2 separate regions of the Homo sapiens genome follow, and region 2 is linked to region 1. The links are chromatin loops, found by intact Hi-C in ENCODE. Cell type or tissue: B cell. All regions are shown on one strand. Region 1 overlaps ATG16L2 (autophagy related 16 like 2). Region 2 holds the start of ARAP1 (ArfGAP with RhoGAP domain, ankyrin repeat and PH domain 1).

What was found. A loop is a pair of places that touch in the nucleus more often than their neighbours do. Peaks named below come from ENCODE experiments on the same cell type or tissue, not always from the same donor. Only the 100,000 strongest peaks of a DNase experiment are listed, where the experiment ranks them.
Region 2: a loop joins it to region 1, with 5 times the contacts of the local background. A loop is called at or near these places in 13 of 110 quality-filtered maps.

Annotation. Positions count from the first base shown.
Region 1 is chr11:72,818,366-72,826,365 of GRCh38, forward strand. It overlaps ATG16L2 (autophagy related 16 like 2), which reads left to right. Exons shown (of 18, transcript NM_033388.2): 4 at 3,303-3,376; 5 at 3,679-3,930; 6 at 4,113-4,178; 7 at 4,483-4,596; 8 at 5,695-5,757; 9 at 6,369-6,477; 10 at 6,937-7,042; 11 at 7,808-7,878. Among named protein-coding and RNA genes, the nearest start is that of ATG16L2, 8.0 kb to the left of the region's middle. RefSeq lists a silencer at 3,873-4,042 and enhancers at 4,363-4,692, 4,733-4,842, 4,893-5,012, 7,973-8,000. In B cell, CTCF peaks have their summits at 4,024 (motif pointing left) and 4,224; DNase peaks (open chromatin) are centred at 3,946, 4,106, 4,996, 5,786 and 4 weaker places; H3K4me3 peaks cover 336 bases; H3K27ac peaks cover 4,044 bases.
Region 2 is chr11:72,749,243-72,757,242 of GRCh38, forward strand. ARAP1 (ArfGAP with RhoGAP domain, ankyrin repeat and PH domain 1) reads right to left here and starts at 3,166. Exons shown (of 35, transcript NM_001040118.3): 1 at 3,086-3,166. It overlaps STARD10 (StAR related lipid transfer domain containing 10), which reads right to left. Exons shown (of 7, transcript NM_006645.3): 6 at 6,459-6,511; 7 at 5,487-5,900. The coding sequence ends at 5,655. RefSeq lists enhancers at 28-187, 2,847-2,966, 3,577-3,806 and a silencer at 3,017-3,306. In B cell, a CTCF peak has its summit at 3,533 (motif pointing right); a DNase peak (open chromatin) is centred at 3,329; H3K4me3 peaks cover 2,522 bases; H3K27ac peaks cover 3,869 bases.

The DNA.
Region 1 (8,000 bases):
CCTTCACTGGCTCCTTCCCCTCCTCCCTATTCCTGTCCCTTCAAATGTGGGTGTTCTTGGGGTTCACTGACCCCCGTTTTTTCTGTTTGCCAACTCTCAGTTCTGTCTCTAGCCGAGCCTTCTTTTCTGAGCTTGACTCTCTTGCTCAGCTGCTTTTTGGAGATCACATCTAAAATCAGGCTCACCATCTCCCCCAGAATTTGGCCCACACCGTTTTGAGAGTTGACTCCTTGCAGGCATCGGGCTAAACATTGTCTCAGTTAATCCTTCACAACTTTATGGTTGTAGAGGAGGAAACTGAGGCTTGGAGAGGTAGAGCCAGGATTTGAGCCCTTCTCACACAAATCAACTTCTGTGCTCTCCATTCATTCTCTCAACATCTGTTGACAGTTGCTATATCCAAAGTACGGGGAGTGCAACAATAAACAAGACCTGGCCCCATGGGGCTTCCAGTCCTCTGAAAGAGACTGTGATAGCCCAGGAAATACACATCCAGTCACAGAATGGCAAGTCACCTGCCCAACAGAAATGCGGGCATAGGTACGGACTCATTTGAGAACCTTTCCCTAGAGCTGCTGTTGTAGGTCCAATTTAATATTTGTTTGAGAGGTGATTCTCAAACATCTGACCCCCACACCACCCCCAGCCTCTGGGCTGTGAGCTCCCCAAGCCCTGGGATGTCTTCGTTTGCCTCCGAGGCAAACCTATATCCTTAGGGCCTGTGTCCACAGTCCATTCCATACTAATGACTATTTGTAGACTAAGCGATGAATGAGGTGGGCTGTCCTTCCTGTCTTCCTGTGACTGCCCCCCAGTCGTTCTCACACATGCTGGAAATGCAGGGGCACCTCTGACTCTTCCCAGCCCTCCATCCTGAGCTGGTCACAAGCTCATGTTGACTCTATCTCCAAATCCATCAATGTCTCTCTGTTTCTTGCACCATATCTGACATAGTACAAGTAACTTTCATCCTGCCCTGGAACACTCCTTTAGCACTCCCTGTCCCTTCTCCATACAGCTTTCAGAGTGACATATTTTAATTAAAAAAAAAGAAAGATCTCCATTAAAGACAAGCAATACACAAAACATGCTTGTAAACAAGTCAAGAGAATAGAAGCCATAGAGTAAAAAGTAAAAGCCCGTCTTACTACCTCTGTCCCCATGGTTAGTGCGCTGTAGATCTTCCAAAGCTCCTAGCCTGGCTCCCCCGTCGAGCTCCCCAGGCTCTTGTCGCATTTCCTGCCACGCTCATCTCTGAGCTCCCAGCTCCCTTTGCCTGAGATACTTTCCCTGGCCCCCAGCACTCCTTCCCAGGACACACACCAGCCAGTACCCATTGGATGCGCCAGAGGATGGGGGCAGTGAGGAGGCTTTTTCTTTTCTTTCTTTTTTTTTTTTGAGACGGAGTCTCACTCTGTTGCCCAGGCTGGAGTACAGTCGCGTCATCTCGGCTCGCTGCAACCTCAGCCTCCCGGGTTCACGCCATTCTCCTGCCTCAGCCTCCCGAGTAGCTGGGACTACAGGCGCCCGCCACCATGCCCGGCTAATTTTTTGTATTTTTAGTAGAGATGGGGTTTCACCATGTTAGCTAGGATGGTTTTGATCTCCTGACCTCGTGATCCACCCACCTTGGCCTCCCAAAGTGCTGGGATTACAGGCGTGAGCCACGGCACCCGGCCTTTTCTTTTCTTTTGTAAAAATTTCTCTAGTAGTTCCACACATCACAAGCATTTATCATTATTATTAACTTTTTATTTTAAAATAATTATAGATTCACAGGAAGTTGGAAGGATAGTCCAGAGTTCCTGCATCCCCTTCCCCCAGCATCTCCTGCTGGCTACATCTTACATAACTATAGTACCCACAACCAGGAAACTGGGATTGGTATGAAGTGTGTATATGTCCTTTGTCATTTTATCACGTGTAGATTTGTGTAACCATCAAGATATGGCACTGTTTCACCACTGCAAAGATCTCTTTCTTATTACCCCTTTTTAGTCACATTCACCCCTCTCCCCCCAACCATCCCTAACCCCTGGCAAGTACTAATCTGTTTTCCACTTCTACTACTTGAATTTTGAAAGGCATACAATAAAATATTGAATGGTACAACACAACATAAATGAAAGCAAGTGACAAGTGAGAAAGTGGAGGTGGTGATCAGATTGCTCAGTGGTGAAAAGAATTATGTTATAAATGGGGCCAACTATGAATAAAGGTGCCCCAACCCGCATGTGCAGATTCCTTCTTCGCAGACTCACTCACATAGCGCGTCATGTCAGTGCAGGTGGCAGCGCCAACCGTGCTCCTCAGTCTGTCCTCACCAGGCCCACGTGAGAACACAGGAACAGATTAGCAACAAGAGCCCCCAGCCTTGGCCTGGGCCAGAGGCGCCTCTGGCCCTCATGTTCTCTTGTCACACTGGTGGGAGCTGCCTTGCCTGGGGTCTGTCTCTCCCACCGACCCTGCTTGGCTCTGGGTTGAAGGCATGACGAGTGAGGCGGGAGTGCAGATGAAATGACCCTCACCCACTCTCCTGGGCTGCCAGCGCTGTTCCCATATTGAGTCTGGGCCCTGGCTCCCCGAGTCCATGCCTGATCTTAGCCTTGTGTGCCTCTGCGCAGGGCCTCTCGCTGCTGAGACCTGTGCTTGGGCAGGCCTGGGTTGGGTGAGGCCAGGAAGCCAGCAGGGAGGGGTGGGGAACAGAACTCACATTCCCCTGACCAGCCTGGAGGGTGATGCAGTTAGGTAGGTGGCTTGTGCCCAAATCTCTTAGCTACGTGACTTTGGGCAAGACACTTAAACCTCTCTGTCGGTGTCCTTGTCTGTGAAGTGAGAGTGGCAGTACCAGCCTCCTGGTGTGGTGAGGATGGAAGGAGCGTGTAGCCTGCTGGGAACATCATGGCGCCCGAGGGCCGGATGGGCATTTGGCAGCCTCTGCGCGAGGAGTCCTCGCAGTGGTTATGCATGGTGCTGGGAGCGGAGCGCTGGCTTCCCACTCTTCAGGCGAGGCAGTGGAGCGGGTTGCTCTTGCCAGAGAGGTTCCTAGTAGGGTCGCAGAGAAACGAAGCGGCACGGCGAGGATTGGGACCCAGGGCTGACTCCAGAGCCCGAGGGCCTTCCACTGCTCCACAAACAGCAGCGCGTCCCTGTGCAAGGTCCCAAACCTGTGTGGGGCTCAGCTTGCTTTTCAGGAAGGGGGCGGGCAGGTGAGCAGCCGACTCCCTTAGCGCCTTCGGCCCCGGAGGGACTGGAGGCCTGGAGGGGCCTCAGCGCCGCCGTGCCCACCTGTCCGCCCCCAGATGGCCTACCAGGTGGTGGAGAAGGGCGCGGCCCTGGGCACGCTGGAGTCGGAGCTGCAGCAGAGGCAAAGCAGGTGAGGCGCGGGCGGGGGCGGGAGGGACCGCGCCCACCTCAGGGAGGCCCGGGGCCAACTATACGGGAGGCGGGGGGAATGGCGCGGGCCGAGATCTTTCCCTACGTCCCCCCGACCCCATCGGTTGGTGCCAGAGGACCGAACGGCTGGGCTCTGAGGGCGAAGGCTTGGGGGAGACCTGGCTTAGCCACCCGGCTAGCCGCGTTTGGCATGGGCAGGTCTGTCTCTGCTCCGAGGCATATTCCCACTGGGCAGTGACGGGGGAAGCTTGGGACCCGCTATCCGCTCTTTCCGTCCTCCAGGCTGGCAGCCCTGGAGGCCCGCGTGGCGCAGCTGCGAGAGGCGCGGGCGCAGCAGGCCCAGCAGGTGGAGGAGTGGCGGGCGCAGAATGCGGTGCAGCGGGCAGCCTACGAGGCGCTGCGCGCGCACGTCGGGCTCCGGGAGGCGGCACTGCGCAGGCTCCAGGAAGAGGCGCGCGACCTGCTGGAGAGGCTCGTGCAGCGCAAGGCGCGCGCCGCGGCCGAGCGCAACCTGCGCAACGAGCGCCGGGAGCGGTGAGGGAGCAGGCCCCGCCCCTCCTGAGGAAAGGCCCCGCCCCTGCAGGGAGGAGTCGGGCCTCGCCGGTGTCTGGAAGGGAGGGGGGCAGCAGCCGCCCCCTGGAGGAAGGGACCGGGTCTAGCCCCGCCTGCGTGCGAGGCGCCGCGCCAGGGTCTCAGGATGCTTTTTACCCAACAAGGGCCAAGCAGGCGCGGGTGTCCCAGGAGCTGAAGAAGGCTGCCAAGCGGACCGTGAGCATCAGCGAGTAAGAGTGGGGATGGGCCGGTCCGACCCTTGCGTTCTGCCTCCCGCCCCGCCTGCCTGCGGCGACCCAGGCTGCCGACTGTACTTGTGCACAGCCCCGTCCTGAGGCCCCCATGTGGTCGGAGCCCACGAGACACCTGCAGAGGACCGTGTGGTCGTAGGAGCCTGCATGCGTGACCGCTGCACGTGTACACCCACACAGAACCCTCATCACTGGGAATTCCTGTCTTCAGCGTATCCTGTGCTGGGGTCGGGAGGGGCTGGCTTGGTCCCTTGGCCTTTCTGAACTTCATTACCTCTCCTAGGGGCCCGGACACCCTAGGCGATGGGATGAGGGAGAGAAGGGAGACTCTGGCTCTGGCCCCTGAGCCAGAGCCCCTGGAGAAGGAAGCTTGTGAGAAGTGGAAGAGGCCCTTCAGGTGAGGACCCAGGTGACAGTCTCAGAGCTCTGAGCTGAGCCCCACCCCAGAGGCTGCCAGGGTCTTCCTCTTGGACCTTGGAGCCAGCTCTTGGGTTGGGAGGGGGCTTGAGGAGAGGCCAGAAAGCTCAGATCTCCCAGGGCTAGTCTGACCTCCATTGTCTGGAGCCACTTGGGGTCAGTTCCATCTCACCCCCCCAACCCCTACCCTCAACCCTTTCCCTCCTTCTTGGGATCAGAGCTCTGGGGGTGGGGAGTCAGGCTTCTGAATAGCTGTCACCAGGAGAGAACCTGTGGGCAAAGCCCAGAGCCCAGTCATGCCAGGCATGTGTGCGCAGCCATAGGTGTGCAAGCATGTGCATCCGCAGGGACATGAGGCCACAGGTGTGTACAAGCTTGACTGAGCCCGTCTGTATGTGTGAATATATAAGCATGTGTAGATGTGTGCTCACACTTGTGGGACCTGATTGGGGCTTCAGACCTTGGGTGCCTGTCCGCAGGGTCTCCTCCATCCTTCTTGATTTGCCTGTCATTGAGGCTGCCCGCTCTGGGCGCCATTCCCCAGCCTAACACCTCTTCTCAGTCTTTCCTTGCAGGTCCCTGGTGTCCAGGCCTTGGGGCAGTGAAGAAACCGTGGGGAGGGGCATGAGATGCCAGTCCCCAAAGTCCTTGGGAGCCCTTGTGGGCCAAGTCATTGTAGGACACACCCTCTCCTGGGCATTGCTGAGGTCACCCAGTGAGCCTAGGCTCCCCCCTCCTCCCATCCCCAGCCTGGGGGAACCTTCAGCGTCTCTCCTCCCTGTAGGCCCCGGCTCAGCTTCCCAGGAACTTTTGTTGGTGGGTACTAGTAGGGTAAGGCAGTTCTTCCCATCATGAGGGAGACCTTGGGAGACTTTCATTACCAAATCCATTGCTGCCCCGACCTTCCTGGGACTGATCTGGGTCACCCTGGTCTCCTGATCTTGGAGAAGTCAAGTTCTTATCCCAGACTTGAGAGGTTACAAGCCTCCAGGTCTCTGGCAAAGTGTGGAGATGATGGACAGCCATTTGTACACACACCAGCCAGTCCCTTAGCATATCTCTCTTGGTTTTGTCTCAGGTCTGCCTCAGCCACCTCCCTGACGCTGTCCCACTGTGTGGATGTGGTGAAGGGGCTTCTGGAGTAAGTGTGTGTGTGCCTGTGTGTGCACCCACGTGTGTGTCGGGCTCCCCAGCCCAGGCTTGGTCTGTGTCTGTGCCTCGACCTGTCCATCCCTGTGATGTGCAGCTGTCTGCCTGTGAGTCTGTTGGGCCTTGGAGACAGGAGCCAGGTGAATGGCCTCAGCCCCGGCCCCGGTTCAGCTGTCTTCCAGGTTCTGTCCTCACAAGGGTCTGTCTTCATCCAAGGTCGTCACAGGGGACCAAGAGCTCCAGCCTCAGGCAGGGCAGGAGCTCCTACTCAATTGGGAAAAATGCTCTGAAATGTCAGGGACTCATTCAGAGTCACAGAGCCAAGCAGTGGCAAGACTGGGATTGAAACCCCGGCCCTGAGGTTTCTTTGCACCCACCAACCCTACCCTGCTCCTGTGTCTGCCTCTGTGTGCTCCCCACCCCGTCTCCACACCAACCCCTGGGGTCGAGGCTGGGTTGGGGAATGCTCTCGCTGCTCCTTGGGGCCATGTTCTGCCGCCTGCCATGTCTGCTTCCTATGGTTGATGCCTCAGGGGAGCTGGAGGCTCCCACCTGAGAAGGACTTGCTGAATGCCCTCCTGACCCCAACCCACCTTACCCCAGTTTTAAGAAGAGGAGAGGTCACTCAATTGGGGGAGCCCCTGAGCAGCGATACCAGATCATCCCTGTGTGTGTGGCTGCCCGACTTCCTACCCGGGCTCAGGATGTGCTGGTAAGGGAGGAGCTGAGCCACATGGGTGGGGCAGTGGTGAGAGAGTGCAGGCACAGGGGTGGTCTCGGCACCAGGGGTGGTCCCAAGAGGCCAGGGAAGCAAGGCTGGGCTCCTCAGCAGGAGCAGGAGGCTGCCTCCCACAGCCTGTGGTGGGAGCCACTCAAGCATGTTATGATGTGGGCATAAGCCGGGGAGGGAGAGAGAGGAGGCTGGGAGGCCAGGAGGCCAGGCAGGAGAGTAGAGTAGCATAGCACGGAGGCTGCTGCAGGGGTCCAGGCAGAGGTGAGAACACCTGGTGGGGCCGGGTTTGAAACTCAGAGTGTGGACAGAGAAACTGGGGAGGGAGATACCACGTCTGCAGCAGGCTGTGTCTGCACAGGCACCGGTAAGAGGGCCCGTGAGCACTCACAGAGACATGCGCGGGGAGGGCCGGGGCACCAACCTCCCCTTTCCCCACAGGATGCCCACCTCTCTGAGGTCAATGCTGTTCGTTTTGGCCCCAACAGCAGCCTCCTGGCCACTGGAGGGGCTGACCGCCTGATCCACCTCTGGAATGTTGTGGGAAGTAAGGAGCCCTCCCCTGCCGGCCAACTTGGTGCTTCTCTCCAGACCCTCTCCTCAGCTCACTCCTTGGTGGGCAGAGGTCTTGGATCTCTTTGTGTTTCTCTATCTGGAATATTCTGTGGGCAGTGACTAGACAATGCCTTGGAAAGAGTGAGACTCTGGGCTCACTGTTCTGAAGAAGGGTGGAGCCTCCTGGCTCCTAGGGTCCAGATTTGCAGGATGGGGAGGGCTGAGTTCAGATGGTCCCTGATGGGGATTGGTGGGGGTCCCCTATCATGAGGTCCTACAGGGACAGGCCCTTGAAGAGCAGGTCCCTGAGTCTACCAGGTGACCCTCTTCTAGCATCACTTGAGCTCTCAGAACTCAGGTAAGAGACAAGTATGAACTGTTGGCCTTGTCCCAAGCTCTGTGCTCTGGAGAGGGGGTGTCCTGGGGAGTCAGAGCCGGCTCCTGGGGGCTTCCTAGAAAAGGCAAGTTTCTGGCTGGCCTGATCCTGGCTTGCTGCGTGCTCTACATAGTCCCTTCTCCCTGGTCCTCTCTAGCCTGGTCTGTGAAATGACTAGCTGTCCCTGGGACCCAGTGCCAGCAGTTAGGGGAGGTGTAGTCTCCAGCCCAGGCCCGCAGAACAGACCCAGCGATTCTGTCTTCTAACCTGGGGATGTGTCGGGGGGTGGGGCGGGAACTGATCTTCCGCTCTCAATCCCAATTCCTCCATTTTGTGAGGTTAAGACCTCATTTCAACTGTCCCTTCCCCTGGTCCTCCCAGGTCGCCTGGAGGCCAACCAGACCCTGGAGGGAGCTGGTGGCAGCATCACCAGTGTGGACTTTGACCCCTCGGTGAGGAACTCTGCCCCAGTGGCATGGGATTGTGCCCTCTCTGATCTCCACACTGGGCAGGTGGGGGCTGTGGGACCTGAGGGCGCAACATGGATACCCTAGAACCAGGCCCCTGGGCTCTT
Region 2 (8,000 bases), 69 kb before region 1:
ATGAACACCTGGGTCCTGACCCTGTCTCTCTACCACCCTCCCAATGTATTCTTACACAAGTTACTTAGCCTCTCTGTGCCTCAGTTTCCTTATCTGTAGAATGTCACCTAATTTCTTGGGTTATTGGCAGGGTGGAATTGGTTAATATGGATAAAACTTTACAACAGTGCTATAGGCATGTTTGCTGACCTCATTCTCACTGATGTTATTACTCAGCTTTCTCTAAGGCTGTTACTTCCACTATGATATTGGAGGGTGATGGTCGTCTTATGCTCTTATGCAATTATGTAAATCATTAGATGACAAATGTGCAGTGTCCAGCACACAGCAGGTACTCAACAAAGAATGTTCCCTCTCCCAGCCGGGAGTGGTGGCTCACACCTGTAACCCCAGCAGTTTGGGAGGCTGAGGCGGGCAGATCACGAGGTCAGGAGATTGAGACCATCCTGGCTAACAAGGTGAAACCCCGTCTCTACTAAAAATACAAAAATTAGCCAGGTGTGGTGGCGGGCGCCTGTAGTCCCAGCTACTCAGGAGGCTGAGGCAGGAGAATGGCATGAACCCAGAAGGTGGAGCCAAGATTGTGCCACTGCACTCCAGCCTGGGCAACAGAGCAAGACTCCGTCTCAAAAAAAAAAAAAAAGTTCCCTCTCCCTCTCTCCCCTTTCCCCCAGAGAGGCCAGACTAGGAGACAGAACCTGTCCTGACCCCCACCAGGGGTCTCTGTGTGATCCTACCCTCATCTCTAGCTCTTGGCCTCAGTTTCCCCATCTGTGAAAGAAGCTTTTAGGCCAAATGGTCTCTAAGTGTCCATGGCCATATCTGCTCCAGCCTGTCCCCCACCCTTGTTCCCTCCTTCCTTCCCCATTTCCTACTGCATCCCCTCCTGATGTGACAGAACCCTTGGGAGCCTGAAGCGGGGTAGAGGGGACAGCTGGTGAACAAGAATCACCAGCCCTCAAGGAGCCCAGGGCCCGGTCCAGGCCCCCAAGGGTTAAGACCTAGAGTGAGGGGCGGGGGGCCAGGGTCAGCGCTGGACAGGCGGGCCTGGAGCCCAGGGCCTGCCTCCCCTCCCCCTACCCTGGGAACAGAGGCCACTTGTTTGGGCAGTGGCGGGTGGCTTTGAGCTCAGCCAAGGGAGAGTTGGGTGGGAAGGAGAGAGGGCTCCGGAAAATGGAAGGGACTCCCCACCTCCAGCCGATGCCCTAGGCCTGGTCCACCACTAGCCCCCGATACTCTCAGACACCCCCCCAACCCCTCTAAACTGACCCCTTCCCCTGGGTTCTCTCTTTCTTTCATTCAAACTCTCAATGCTGGAGACAGGACTTAGCAGATAGGCCTATTGCCCCAGCATCTTAGCAGATAGGCCTGACTATTGCCCCAGCACCGTCTCTCTTTGGGGCATGAGGCCAGGGCTGATCACTCCATCCTGCAGATGGGGAAATGGAGGCTCTGAGGAATTTGGGGACTTGTAGAGTCACATAGTGATTGGTGGCTGCACAAGGACTCGGGGCCCCAGGTCCCATGATCCCCATGGCTCTGCAGGCCCCATCCCCACAGAGCTCCAAGGAGACCCTTCCTAAGCTGTGCCATTACACAAGACTGAAGGCTGGGCAGGAAGGAGGGGCAACAGCAGCCCATCTCTGAAACCTGAAGTCCCAAAGGACCTGGGGATTTGAATGGGGAGGAAGCTTCTAGAGGGTTGGGAGGAGGATTAACAATCTGTACAAAAAGCTGAGGCTGGATGTGTGAAGCATGGCTGGAGCCCAGGTGGTGGGGGTATAAAGCTGGGGTTGAGTAGGAGGCTTGAATGCAAAACAAAACCTGGGGGCCATCAGGGCTCTGGTGGCCTCTGCCCCCTCCACCTCATCAGTCACCGGTACTCTGCCTGGGACACCCCCTTCCTAAACTACTCCAATATGCAAGTAGCCAATGGGGAGGCAAGGTCCCCAGGCCCAGTCCTGACAATCCCCAGCCAGGAATGGGACACAGGATGAGTTCTCTCTACACCTCTGCCAGCCACACCCACCTTTCTGCCATTCCTCAGACACACCATCCAAATTCCTGACTTTGCACAAGCTACGCCCTCGCCTTTGGAGGGTCCTTATCCTTGTAAATTGCCACTTAACTGCCAAGCCCATTCCAGTCATCCCCTCCCCTGGGGCCTGCACCTGTCCACACCTGTCTTCAAGGCTCTGCTGGGCTCCTTCTACCCTGTGATGATCTTGCTGGGCAGTCTCTCCCAGCCTGGCCTCTGGGGACTCTCCGCGAACAGGTATCATGAGTGCCTCAGTCTGGGACCCTGGGACCCACCAAAGAGTCAAATCCTTCCGAGTACCCCCAGGTATCTGGCCCTGAAGCACCCCCCTCCCACCTATCTGGGATCAGGGAAGGCTCCCCAGGATATGGGATGTGGGGGAAGGGACGGTATATAGCAGAAACCACAGCGTGATGGCTTCTGGCCAGATTCCCCCCCTCCCCGCCGGCCCTGCACCAAACACCCATCCCCTGCCCCCAGGCTGCACCCTAAGCCTGCTCTCTCCAGGCCCAACCACCCCACTCCCAGCGTGACCCCATTCCCTGAGCACATACTTTCTTTCACCAGCAACTGGGCCAGGTAGGGGCTCTGGGGAAGCCATGCCCCATTTACTGGTGGGGAATTGAGATGCAGAGACCGGAAGTAGCCTGCCCAAGGTCACTGGAGCCCCAGGCCCAGGGCATAGGGTCGTACAGATCTCCAGAAATGTAAAGGTCTCAGCGGCCAACGAGGTGGGAGCCTTCACTTCACAGATGGGAACCCCAAGGCGCCCGAGGGCGGCTGACTCCAGAGACCCTTCACGCCAAAGGGCTACGGGCTGGAAGCCCCGGGTCCCGCTGGTTCACCCCCCTTCCCTACCGTCTCTGGCCCGCTGGCTTATCCTCAAGAGGCGACCCCCCCATCACGCCCAAAAAGGTAAACAGACAAGATGACCCGGGGAAGCAGAAGCAGCGCGCGGCCTCGGCGTTCCTTTCTGCAGAATGGGGAAACTGCAGGCCAATGTGGCGAGGGGCCTGCAGACGGGGAGGCTCCGGCAGCCGCACTGACCTGTTTTGAGTAAAGACTCCACGCGGGGACCAGGCGTACCGGCGCCGCCACCGACTTACACCGCCACCGCCAAATTGCAGCAAGGGGCCGGGCGCGCCCACCCCCCCGGGCGCTTCCGCCCGCCCCACGTGACTCCCGGGGAGGGGAAGGTGGGGCTGGGGCAGGGCAGGGCAGGGCCCCGCCCCCTCATCGGCCCCTCCCCCCGCCTAGTCACGGTCCTGGAGTTGGTTGGCCTGGCCCGCCCGCCGGACCCGTCGGTCTGTGTCTCTCTCCTGCCCCTCTAGCTGCTTGCGGGTCTTCCGACTGTCTCCTGAGGCTCAGGTCTAACCCCCGCCACCTCGCCCGCTGAGTCCACCTCTCCCTGAGTCTCCCTGCTCTCGCCACCCCTCTTCTGGTGAGTCTGCCCTGACATACACCCCACCCACAAGAGGGCCACACCCCCAGGGGGATAGGAGGCAGTTGAAGGCCGTCAGTGGTGCCTGACCACCTCCTCTAGGAAATCCTTCCTCCACCACATTCTTCAAGGGTATCTCACTTCCCTCCCTGGGTGCCCACAGGCAGGGTTGTGGGGAAGCTACCCACCCAGCCACACCTCCCAAGGATCCCTCAGCGGAAGGCTGCAGCCTGAGGTTCCAGCACCCACACCTAGAGAACAGGAGATTCCCACCCATCCTCCCAGCACATACACAGATGAGGGTACCAAGCTTGGCAGACATTTCTGGGTCCTGTGTCCAGAACACCTCCGGGGCCAGCCACGCCAGAGACCTTCCCTGGGCTTCAATTTCTTTATATGCACAAAGGGTATATTTGGAAGAACAGATCTCACATTGCGGGGGATGAGGGTTTACCCCCTGAGAAGAGGAAAGTGTCATTAATTGGAGCACCTACTGCATGCTAGTCCCAGTGCTGGGCAATTTATTCCTTTTATCTCAATCCTTACATTCTGCTTGATGGCAAAAATTATCATCCCAGGTTATGGGTTAGGAAATAAGGCTCCAAGAAGTCTGAGGGCTTGCCCAAAGTTACAAAGCCAGTGTTGGGCAAAGCTGGGAAGCAACCCATTTTTATGAGTTCTAGAATCTCCTGCCTGCCCCCCACTGGCCATTCACCCTGTCCCTCTGGGAAAGAGTTGACTGAGTAGACCGTGTCTTCTGGTGGTAGGGCTAAGGCAAAGGAGCTTTCCGGGAGGGGAGAACAGGGCCAGACCTTGCGGAGAACTTCCGGGCCCCAAGTTCATATGGGGTCAAAAACACTGCAGAGGAGCAGAGCATAGGCCCCTCCTCTGGTCCTGGCAGCAGGGGTGTCCCTTGGGCAGCAGAGGGCACCTGGGGGCCACAGATCACAGGGGAGGCCCAGGCGTCCCTCTAGACTTCAGACCAGCGAGGTGCAGCACAGGGTGAGAAGGCTGGCATCTGACCACTGGCAAGGGGATAGGGGGTCTGGGGACCCTACCATTTCTGTTAACACAGTCCTGAGGTCTTCAAAATGACCTAGGGAGGGCGTGAATCACCAAGCCTGGTCCCCACCAACTGCACTGGAATCTGAGGCCCCTCACCTGCACCCTTGACCTCCCTCCAGGGTATGCTGCCCCAGCCTCAGCTCTGAGACCCACAGCCCTGTGGCTTGAGACCCACGGACCCCTCCACCTCCCTTCTGGGATGACAGGAGTGTCAGACCCCAGTCCATAGGTTGGACCCAAAGGGCCTTGGGCCGAAGGACACAGAGTAGAACCTCACCCTCTGACTCCTGACCCAGGGTCTCTGTCAAGGCCTGCTCCTTCCCTTAGAGCAGAGGTCCCCAACCCCTGGGCCACAGACTGGTACTGGTCCTGTCAGGAACCTGTTAGGAACCAGGCTGCACAGCAGGAAGTGAGCAGAGGCTGAGCTAGCATTACCGCCTCCTGTCAGATCTGCAGCAGCATTGGATTCTCATAGGAGGGAGAACCCTATTGTGAACTGCGCATGCGAGGGATCTAGGTTGTGCGCTCCTTATCAAAATCTAATGATAAATGTGATGCACTTGAATCATCCCAAAACCAATCCTTCCCCAATCCTGATCCATGGAAAATTTGTCTTGCACAAAACCAGTCCCTGGTGCCAAAAAGGTTGGGGACCGCTGCCTTAAAGCAGTGAAAAAGAAAGCAAATAGCCTGGCGTGAATGCCAAAATGACCGCTCAACAAGGACAGCTGGATAGATACGGGCAGAGAATGGAACAGAGTATGGACAGAAGGGGGGCAGTGATAAACCCCGTCTCCTCCCCGCTACACAATGGGAAATGAGGAGATGCTGGAAGGATCAACGGCCGGATGATCAACAACCTTAACAAAATTAAGGGCAGACGCAGGGGACCGCGGCAGCGGCCATGAGGCAGGTGGGAAGCAGGCACAGTGATGAGCCGGCTGAGGCTGTGGGATCGTTTATTGGGGCTCTGTCCAGCCAGGCTGCAGCACCCGCCTGGGCCTGGCCCGGTGCCACCAGGTGCCGGGTGGGGGAGGGGAGAAAGTGCAGGAGCGGCCGCCGCCCCAGGGCTCGCCCGGTCCTGTCTCCGTCCCTGAAGCGGTGCGGCGCTCAGGTGAGCGAGGTGTCGTCGTCGCTGCCCTCGCCGCCCGCGCCGCCCATCCGCTCCTCTCTGCTCTCGGCCACCGCGCTCTCGTCGATGTTCTCCAGTGAGTCCGCATGCTGCACCGACAGCTCCGACAGCGCCAGGCTCGGCAACGGGCTCTGCTCCGGGTGCAGCCACGGCTTGAAGTGAGGCAGGTGCTTCTGTTTCCACTCGGGGTACTTGAGGCACGCCTTGTACATCTTCTTCATGGCCTGTGGGCCCGCCGCCCCGCCGGGTCAGGGGGTGGCTAGGGGGCAGGTCTTCTCCACACCCCCCTCCAGCGGCTCAGCCCCCAGCATCCTGACTGGCTCCCTTTCAAAACTTCACTCCTCAGCCCTACTTGCCCTCCCTGGGCCCTAGGCTCCATTCTCCATTCTTTTTTTTTTTTTTTTTTTTTTGAGACGGAATCTCACTGTGTGGCCCAGGCTGGAGTGCAGTGGCATGATATCGGCTCACTGCAACCTCTGCCTTCCAGGTTCAAGTGATTCTCCTGCCTTAGCCTCCCGAGTAGCTGGGATTACAGGCACCCACCATCACACTCAGCTAATTTTTGTATTTTTAGTAGAGACAGGGTTTCACCATGTTGGCCAGGCTGGTCTTGAACTCCCGACCTCAGGTAATCCACCTGCCAAGGCCTCCCAAAGTGCTGGGATTACAGGCATGAGCCACCACGCCTGGCCCTCAGGCTCCAGGCTTGACTCCACCCACCTCATTCCATAGTCCTCTTTCCAGTCTTCAACACCCCTCCCCAAAATCCCAAGGCCACTCACCTTGGGAGCCAGGAACTGAGAAGATTTATTCACCACCCACTTGGGTAAGGAGCCTGTGAGGGCAGGGAAGGGAGGAAGCAGCCTCAGGGACCCAGCCCCTCCGCCCCTGACAAAAGCCCCACCCTCTGCCCAGAGCTTCCAGGGAGGCCACTGTCTTCCCCATGAGGAGGAGGTGTGTGAGGCAAGTCCTACAAGCCTTTACCCTCACTCCCTTCCACCTCAGACCGAAGTCCTCAGGCTTAGCTCTGTCCCCCACTTTCCCTCTGCCCAGCCTCAAAGATTACGTGGAAGAAAACCACAGGGTCCTAGGTAAGCACAGGCTATACATGGGTGGAAACTCTGACCCACCCTGCTGCACCTGCTGCCTCACTCAATCACACTGACATCCCTTCTCAACCTAACCTCCCTCCCAGGAATGCCCCTGACGCTCAGCCCCTCCCCTGCCTGTCCTTCCAAGTCCTCCCCTGACCACACAGGCCTCTGGCTGAGCACCCCAGCCTGGCCTGACCTGGAATCCACTGCCCAGCTCTCCACCCTATCTCATTCCCAAGTGTCCACTCCACCTCTGACACCCAACACAATGAGGTGCCGGGGGAGTGCTAGGCCTGGACCACTGTGCGCTCTGGGGCTTGAAGCATTTCCAGGCAAGGATGCTCAAGGCTTCCCCATCCTCTAGTCATTCACTCACTCACTCACTCACTCACTCCATGTTCACTGTGACACCCACCCTGGGCCAGCCCTGGGGACCCAGAGAGGAACTCACTGGGGGCCCAACAGGAGCCGACTGTTCTACTAGAGGGGAATGGACTACAGAACAGGGAGCCAGTGACTCCCCTGAGTGTCAGGGATCAGGAGGTGACACCCACAGCACCCCTGGAGGGGCGAGGAGGGGAGGCTTCGGGGAAGGGCTGCCTGGGCACAGAAGTGGGGATGGGTGAGGTGTGAGAGACACCAGGAGACCTGGGACAGGGCTTAGGCTTTTCTTGGAGGGCAATGGAGAGCCACAGAGTAACTTCAAGCAGATGAGAGTCATGAGGAGATAAGTGTTTTAGAGAAATTCCTCTGGCCGCTGTTATACACAGACAAGGTAGTTGGTATGGAGAGAAATGCCAGACTCAGGAACTGCCGAGGAGGAGGCAGAATCAATAAGAATCAGTGACGGGGGCTAAGCGCGGTGGCTCACGCCTGTAATCCCAGCACTTTGGGAGGCCAAGGTGGGTGGATCACAAGGTCAGGAGTTCGAGACCAGGCTGGCCAACATGGTGAAACCCCATCTCTACTAAAAATACAAAAAGTTAGCTGGGGGTGGTGACAGATGCCTGTAATCCCAGTTACTCGGGAGGCTGGGGCAGGAGAATCATTTGAACCCGGGAGGCAGAGGTTGCAGTGAGCCGAGATTGCACCATTGCACTCCAGCCTGGGAAACAAGAGTGAAACTCTGTCTCAAAAAAAAAAAAAAAAAAAAAATCAATGGCTGGATTTGGCTGAGGAAGAGGGAGTGACCCCAAATGATGGCAGGTTCTGGGCATGGGTGACTGAAAA